3 separate regions of the Homo sapiens genome follow, and regions 1 and 2 are each linked to region 3. Evidence: chromatin contacts called from ENCODE Hi-C data. All regions are on one chromosome and are shown on one strand. The core of a region is the stretch at or near the end of the contact, and the rest is flanking DNA. Distances in the headings are between cores, read along the strand shown.

What was found. Hi-C counts contacts between places; a loop is a spot of excess contacts on that map. Pooled maps may share reads with other maps.
Region 1: a pooled map shows a loop between it and region 3 (4-fold over the local background). The contact joins the enhancer-like site here to the promoter of LINC03016 in region 3. A Hi-C loop is called at or near these places in 9 of 37 single-sample maps with no recorded cell type and 7 of 50 pooled maps.
Region 2: a loop to region 3 is called in a pooled map, with 2.6 times the contacts of the local background. The contact joins the promoter of RPA3 here to the promoter of LINC03016 in region 3. A Hi-C loop is called at or near these places in 5 of 37 single-sample maps with no recorded cell type and 7 of 50 pooled maps.

The regions. Positions count from the first base shown.
Region 1 is chr7:7,761,171-7,763,870 of GRCh38, reverse strand. The region is part of intron 2 of UMAD1 (UBAP1-MVB12-associated (UMA) domain containing 1); the gene reads right to left. Among named protein-coding and RNA genes, the nearest start is that of RPA3, 44 kb to the right of the region's middle. Within about 2 kb of position 1,435, at least 10 of the 41 ENCODE cell types and tissues checked have a DNase peak (open chromatin) inside an H3K27ac peak, as active enhancers do.
Region 2 is chr7:7,717,184-7,719,883 of GRCh38, reverse strand. RPA3 (replication protein A3) reads left to right here and starts at 1,277. Exons shown (of 8, transcript NM_002947.5): 1 at 1,277-1,369. The region is part of intron 2 of UMAD1 (UBAP1-MVB12-associated (UMA) domain containing 1); the gene reads right to left.
Region 3 is chr7:7,253,761-7,256,460 of GRCh38, reverse strand. LINC03016 (long intergenic non-protein coding RNA 3016) reads right to left here and starts at 1,307. Exons shown (of 4, transcript NR_108073.1): 1 at 1,283-1,307.

The DNA.
Region 1 (2,700 bases), core at 186-2,685, 510 kb before region 3:
ACCAGATAATGTATCTTCCTAGAGGCTGTATTATTTCATCTCAGAATGAATTTAAGTAAAAGCTGTAAATCATTATGCTATTAAGTCAAGTAAACCTGAACTGTTTACTTATTACATAAATCACTCTACTATTTTTGTAACTAATTTTGCAGTTTTAGTAGAGATGGGGTTTCTCCATGTTGGTCAGGCTGGTCTCAAACTCCTGACCTCAGGTGATCTGCCAGCCTCAGCCTCCCAAAGTGCTGGGATTACAGGCGTAAGCCACCACGCCCGGCCTAAATTTCAATCTTAAATATATTTAAATTTTTAAAATTCAAACGTCTTTGTTACTCCAATGACTGGAAAAATGTCATTGGCTTTGCATGTTCTCATTTATAAATGAGAGCTAAACATTGAGCACACATGGACATAAACACAGGAATGACAGACACTGTGGTCTACTGGGGGTGGAGGAGGGAGGAGAATGTGGGCTGAAGAACCACTTATTGAGTACTAGGGTCACTACCCAGGTGATGGGATCCATACCCCAAACCTTAGCATTATGCAATAGTCCCATATAACAAACTTGCGCATGCACCCCTTGTATCTAAAATACAGGCTAAAATTTAATTGAAGAAAAATTAATAAAGAAATAATTTTAAAATGTCATTGGCTTTAATTAAATAAAAAGCACTTCAATTAAATATCAATTATCCATATTTAATATTTTAAATACTACCTATGTTTATGACAGTAATATACATTTTTCCCTACTAGGCTGTTTATAACTTGTATCCTATGCTCAAAACATTTAAAAATATAATTTGGCTAGAGAATTTCAGGATATTTATTTCCTAAATACTAGGTTTCCATAAACATAAAACTCCTGTTTTATATCATTGTTTATTTAATATCACTCTGATATTCTCTATTTTCGTTTAAGAGTGCCGGCTTAAAAGCATTTAAAACAATCAAACCTGCTAAAATTAATGTTATTCAATGCATTTTAAATTAAATCCATTAAATCTTACATATATGTAATGTGCTTTCAACTCATGAAGCCTTCGACGAAAACAAATTCTAATCCAGCCCAGGAAAGTGAAGAGTTAAGTGTGCAATTTAGGAAAGAAATATGGCAAGTCCATATATGTGACTCAGTCTTCGAGTGATGTTTATATCACTCTAAGACAGGGAATCCTGTCTCTGTCTGCACTATATTATGATCCTTGTCATCGCCTGCCCTGGAGCAGTTGCATATGCATCTACTTCTCCCACTAAGCAAGTCTCTCTTGAAGGGCAGAAGCAAACGAAACCTTTGTAATTTCCATGAGGCATCCCATAGCAATTTGCACAAAGCAGTCACACAATCAATGTTAAGTTATCAGAAGAGCAAAGTTCTTGACTTTGCCTTAACACACAAGACCCACGAAAAATGAAAGGAAAAGTAACTTACACACATGGGGTGGGGTTAGTGGTAGTGGTGGTAAGAATGTTAGCAAGAAACCTCGAATGAAAATATTAAAATGTGTTGTGACTTAATCAGTCACTGATGTACTTAAACAAGAGTCAAGATTTTTTTTTAAGTAACTTTTCATACTTCCCAAGTTAGAAGCTGGGGAAGCTTCATTATTTTGTTTGAAAGTTCTCCGAATTAGACACACCCATATGACACAGCCAATGTAAATAATTTGTTCTCCTGGTGTTGCCACTGCTGAACAATGATGAACGGATCAACAGTACAGATATTCCCCAAGGAAGAGTGACCTACTGTGTAAAAAATACATCCCGAAACAAGGAACTGTATTTAGGATAGGTTTCTACTTTCTGAATTCTGGCACGCCCTTAGTCCCTAACTGCCTATGAATCAGTCTCCTGAAAAACCTGCAACTGATCTTTCAAAAGCAATGCAATTCAATTAAACAAACATTTATTGAGCGCCCACTGTATAAAAAAGCACAAGAATGGAAACTGAGGGAAAAGGGCCTGCAAAGGAGACGGATAAGAAGCAACGTTCAGAATAGAAAGAAAAGATACAGAAGAGAGGGGTGTATGGAATACAAAAGAGGAACTGGTCAACATTCTCAGATGTCACAAGGGGGGAGAGCTGAGATTCTAGAAGAAAAGGTATCAAAATTCTTACTAAGTAAATGCAAACAATTGGGATCAATAAATAATAAGATGAGTGTCTTTCCATGTAAAGAATGATTCTGCCTTATAAATCTATTCCCCAATAATAAGTTCTAGTTCTATTAATGTCACTACTAACCTCCCTACCATCCAAACTTGAGATTTCTTCCTTTTCCTTTTAATAAGAAATGTGATCCGTTACCAAGTCCTATTACTCGCACCCACAAAATTTGTGTACTGCACAAGGATGTGAAAAGGAGAGGAGCATTGAAACCAAAGACATATCTTTAATAATTTTCCAGCAGATGGCAGTCAAGTGTCTTATTCTAATAAACATATTACAACAATTTTCTAACAGATGGAAGTAAAATGTCTTAAAGAAGTGGTACTTTTTTTTTTTTAGTTAGGTCTCACTTTTATCACCCAGGATGGAGTACAGTGACACGATCACAGCTCACTGTATCCTTGACCTCCTGGACTCTGGTGAGTCTCCTAAATCAGCCTCCCGAGTAGCTGGGACCACAGGCACATACCACCATATTGGCTAATTTTTTGTATATTTTGTAGAGACAGGGTTTTACCGTGTTGTCTGAG
Region 2 (2,700 bases), core at 28-2,527, 460 kb before region 3:
AACACAGTACACTGATTTACCATCTCTTGTTTGTACAGAATTAAATAGTCTAGACAATTTAATTATTTTAATTGATCAGTGTAAGTTGTTGTGAACAATTCAGAATAAAAGCTCCAAGTACAAGTACTTTCTTTCCACATTATTCTTCTCATCTTCAGTTCACATATGAAAACTAAAGCCTCCTAAACTTAAGATTATAAAGTACTGCAAAGTACAGTAGTCACTAACGTGAAAAAAAAAACTACTACTTTCCATGGCTGTCTATAGCTCAACTCTCTGAAAAATATACAGTCGGTTTGAAGTCTTTTGTGAAATCCCTTGTGAGACTCTACTGTTGACTGTGGTTAGAATACATTCAAAAGTATAATCAGATTGCATCATCACCATCACCTGCTCAGAGGCAAGTTGAAGAAACATGTGCTCATGAGGCTGAAGCTGGCTTATTGTACTACACTCTCATGTGGGCTTGCCAGAGAGATTAGTCACCATTTTGCAGCTGGTTTCAAATTCAGTTGCTGCGATACAAGTGCAGATGCAATGGCTTACCCTAATTATATTGCTCCAGTTTAATCTTTCCATTTGTAGCATACTATATACTGGATCAAATTCAAGACTCTGGATTGGTTTCAAATAGAAGAGATTTCAAAATCACACATTTGTTATCCTCTCCTAAAGCTTGCTGATCATATTTCATCATTGTATCTGCTAGATCTTCTGAATTCACCCTAAAGGTGTTTTTAGCTCTCTAAACCATCACTAAATCTTGATAATTAATAAAAATGCAGAAAAAAACAGTTCTTAAAGCTTTTTTTAACACAATAAAAGGAAAGTTATGTCATCTCCAAAAATACTCATATGTTTTTTAAAATTTCAATTTTCTTCCTCTTTGGAATTAAATATATGAGCAAATTCTAAGGAAATTAATTGTAATCAGTGGTTTCTAAACTTAACTGATGGTCAAAATCACTTGGGAAGCTTTAAAACACACATACATTTCCCCCACTTCACCCTGTACCTGTTGAGTCATAATTTAAAGAGGTTTCTTTTTAAATTAATCTAGAAGTTAAATAAAGCTAATGCTGGTATTGCTTCTGAGAGTCAGAAAGAAAAAAGAAAGGTTCCTGCCTATCTCATGCAGGTCTTTTTAACTGCCTGCTACTGTCCATATTTAATAAATGCCATCTGTCAAGAATGATGTCTATACAAAGAGATGATGTAATCAGAAGAACTTTAAAATAAAAGAAAAAATAAAATCCTAGCATCATCAGATCCACAGAAGCTACTCAGATAAGAGGCTCCAAGAGGACATTTTTGGATGTGAAAAACAATGAGAAGGAGGACAACACACATTTACAATCGTCTTAATTTTGTAAGTATCTGTTTGAATTTGTTGGATACATAGTTTTTTCCTTCAAAATAACTTAAAGGTATTATTTTGAAGACACACATAGTCAAGTTTAGATTATGCATTTTTACTCCGTTCTTATTCATTTGTTCCATGCTAGTGCTGGGAATATGGTGGTAAGAACAGACAACCCATGCCCTCACTATGCATACAGTATCATCGATGGCATTATAAAAATATCAAAATAGTTTTATGGTTAAAATAAACTATAAGAAATTCACATAAGTATATTTCAAAATACCCTTGGGGATAAAAATAACACATTCAAGTTACAGCTGACACATTATTTGGAAAAATCACTCAAGTTCTGCAATTTCTTCTTCCCAAATTAATACCAGTTTTACTTTCTTATCTGATCTAAAATTTATAACTTATTATACAACAATGTGAAGTTAATAAGTGAATGGTATATCACAGGTTATTCAACACACTGCTAAAATTAAAAATCATTGTGTCAATTCTAAAAACTAGATTTCCCTAAACTCTAAAAGCTACACAACTATGACAAACAGAATCTACAGCACTCTGTGACTCTTAATATTACAATTAAACATCAAGTTTATTAATAGAAAAGTTTGGTAAACAGATTTTCACATGACATAATGTGTCAATTTGATAATTATGGCCAATCATAAACTTAAGCATAAAAGGTGATGGTAAGATAAAAACAAAATCTTGAGGACAAAATTTCAAACTCATGCTCTCATCCAGGCCAGAGTTCCTGAACTATACAATGACAAACTAACTTCTTTGTTAAACTGCATTTTACTCTTTACAAATACAAGTAGTTTTCCAAATACTCCATGCTGTTGATGCCCCAAAGTGGGAAAAACAGATGAATTAAATAAATAGAGGCCATGTTAGCCAATGTGATTGAGACCATTTCTTCATTTAATAAAAAAATCAGTTAAAGTGGGAAATCATAAAAAATACATGCATACCTTAAACATTTTACTTCAAAACAATAAATCATATTCATTTAATAAAGTAAATACTTCTGAAGTAGCAGAGTTGTCTGAGGTAAATACCTGAGGTTATCGTCTCACGCCAAAGAAACTGAAGGACGAGGACACACAAGGAGTGAGTTTAAGAGTGGAGTTTTAATAGATGAAAGAAACAGGAGGCTGGGCGAGGTGGCTTATGCCTGTAATTCCAGCACTTTGGGATGCTGAGGCAGGCGGATCACTTGGGGTCAGGAGTTCGAGACCAGCCAGGCCAACGTGGTGAAACCCAGTCTCTACCAAAAATACGAAAATTAGCTGGGCGTGGTGGCGCATACCGGTAGTCCCAGCTAC
Region 3 (2,700 bases), core at 58-2,557:
AGATGAAATGCAAATTACCAATGTATAAAAAAAACTCAAACCTTAAGTACAAATCAACAATTATCAGATATTAATGCAGTGATAAAACTAGTAAGTTCAATAATCAAAAACTTTGGTAAAAGGGGCAGGAAAATATACTCGCAAATGTTGAGTAGTAGTATAAGGTAGTACAGTACAGTTTAAGAAGGCAATTTGGCAGTATCTATGAATATTTAAATGCATACATTCTTTATCTCAGCAATTACTTGCTAGGAACTTATCCTATGGCTGTACCCACACAATCATTTCAAGGATGTTCAGTGCAGCAATAATTATAATAAAAGTATCCAACTCAATTATCAATAGAGGAATGGCTTAAAAATTGTGGCACATCCATACAGAGATCTAGTTAACTATTAAAAAGAATTATCTCTAAGTTATTAAACAGTAAGCAGAAAAGGCAAGGAGCAGAATGATGTGTTTAGTTTGGAAATGAGTACAGTTCTGTTATTTTCTGTTTATGGCTGGACAAAGGGACTGCTGGGTGGGGCTGTAGCAGATTATAGCTTTTCATTTTATATTCATTCTCTTTTACCAAGCACATACATTACCTTTGTATAAAAACTTAAAAATATTTTTAACAGGAAAGACATTATCCTCAAACCATGCAGTAATGCCCAACTTGAATATATTTATTCAAGATCTAAGGAAGGAAATTTCAGGGGTACTGGAGTTATTGAAAAATAAACCTAAAAACATGCCAATGAAAGAAAATGGCTGTGGGTCTCAGAAAAAAATGGTACACTGACTGCACCTGGGAAAAAACTGGAACTCTCGAAGAATTGAAGTTAACTGGGCTTTGGCAAATTTGTGAATATATCGACTCTTTCACATGAAGTTGTACCTGAGCCTTATTCTTTAAATCCAGTTCAAATGCCACAATTTCTTTGAAACTTCTCAGATCCCTAAACACTTAATATACAGTCCTCTTATAGTTCTTTGTAAATACCTCTATCATAGTCCTGAGGAGGCTATTTGTTCACTGGCATGTCAGCCCCCAACCCAAATGTGAGATCCTTCAGGCAAGCCTTAACCACAGGTTTCGCCCTCCTTTCTCTTCTATAGCTGACAAACCATGAGCCTGGTGAAAGTTTGTTGAATGGGTGATTTAATGACTGGAGGAAAAAAAAGAGCTGTTGCTTTTTTTGGATTTTAGGATAGAAAACTTGTAACTTGACATGTAAATTAATTATTAACTAACTCGACACAGTTTTCTCCTTACCAGTGTTAGGCACGACCCTACCTTTGTTTTGTCATCAGAGATCACTTGTTGCTTCAGTAACCAAGAGCACTGAGCTACACCAAGTGACAGTGCTTTGGAATGTCTAATGGTCACTGTAGAGAAAAGGAACCTGAGCTCTCCTCCCTAATAGCAAATACACACAATCTTCTGCCCACACTTGAGGTTTTGTTCTTTTTCTGGACTGTATTCTCCAACGTAAATGCGAGGTTTTTTGCCTGATGGTGTATGATACGTGGAGTTCAAATCAAGATTTTCTCAAGCAGAAAACCTGTTTAGGAGTCCCTCCATATCTATGAGAAAAGCATTTTGTTTAGAGGTCTCCATAAAAATGAAACAGAAGAAAGTAGGGGGCATATGGAGAACTTTTCTTCATAGTGAAAGGATGCTCACCATTTACTTCCTTTTAATTGATATATAATGTACATATTTATGGGGGAGAGAGTAATATTTTGATACATACAATGTATAGTAATCGTATAGTAACCTTTTTAAACTTTTTTGTTGTGGAGATGGAGTCTTGTTGCCCAGGGTGGACTTGAACTCCTGAGCTTCAGCCTTCTGGGTAGCTAGGACAACAGGCATGCAGCACTACACATGGCTTTGTTATTTAAAAAAAAAAATCCTATTATGTCCCAGGCACAATTGGAAACAAGACAGATTTGATCTCTGATAACAGTGCCTGGCAACTATTAGGATCGTTCCTAGAATCTATTTGCAAATGGTGGGAAAAGGCAGGGACCAAATATGTGAGTTCTATCTAGCAGTACAATGGGTCAAAGAAAAACAGAAAGAATGAATAAGATCTAGTATTTGATAGCACAATAGGGTGACTATAGTCAATAATTTAATTGTGTATTTAAAAATAACTAAAAGAGTATAATTGGATTGTTTGTAACACAAAGGATAAATATTTGAGGGGATGGATACTCCATTTTCTATGATGTGATTATTACTTGTTGCATGGCTGTATCAAAGTGTCTCATGAACCCTATAAATACGTACACCTACTATGTACCCACAAAAAATTTTGTTAAAGTACATAGCTCAGGTTGTTCAGGGAAGATAAGAAATTGCATTTAGTACAAAGACCACTAACCTGGGAGTCAGGAAAATTGAGTTCTGTTGCCACTTCTGGCATTATTTGTGTCATTTTTCTAAACTTTAACATCTCTAGATCTGTTTCTGAATCTTTCAAACGAGGCGTTAGAACATCTTTAAGCTCTAGAAATCAGTAGTCCTATATTTTTATGTGGGAAAGGGCTCAGTGTCTTCTATTTCCATGAATAAGAGAATAAGACTTAAGCCAGAACAGATCTAAGAAAGATATGAAAATAATCTGACACAAGGATTTGAGAATAAATAGTAACTTCCGAGTACTCTTCACCCTTGGAGTAGAAGGAGAGAAGGATGCTAAGACG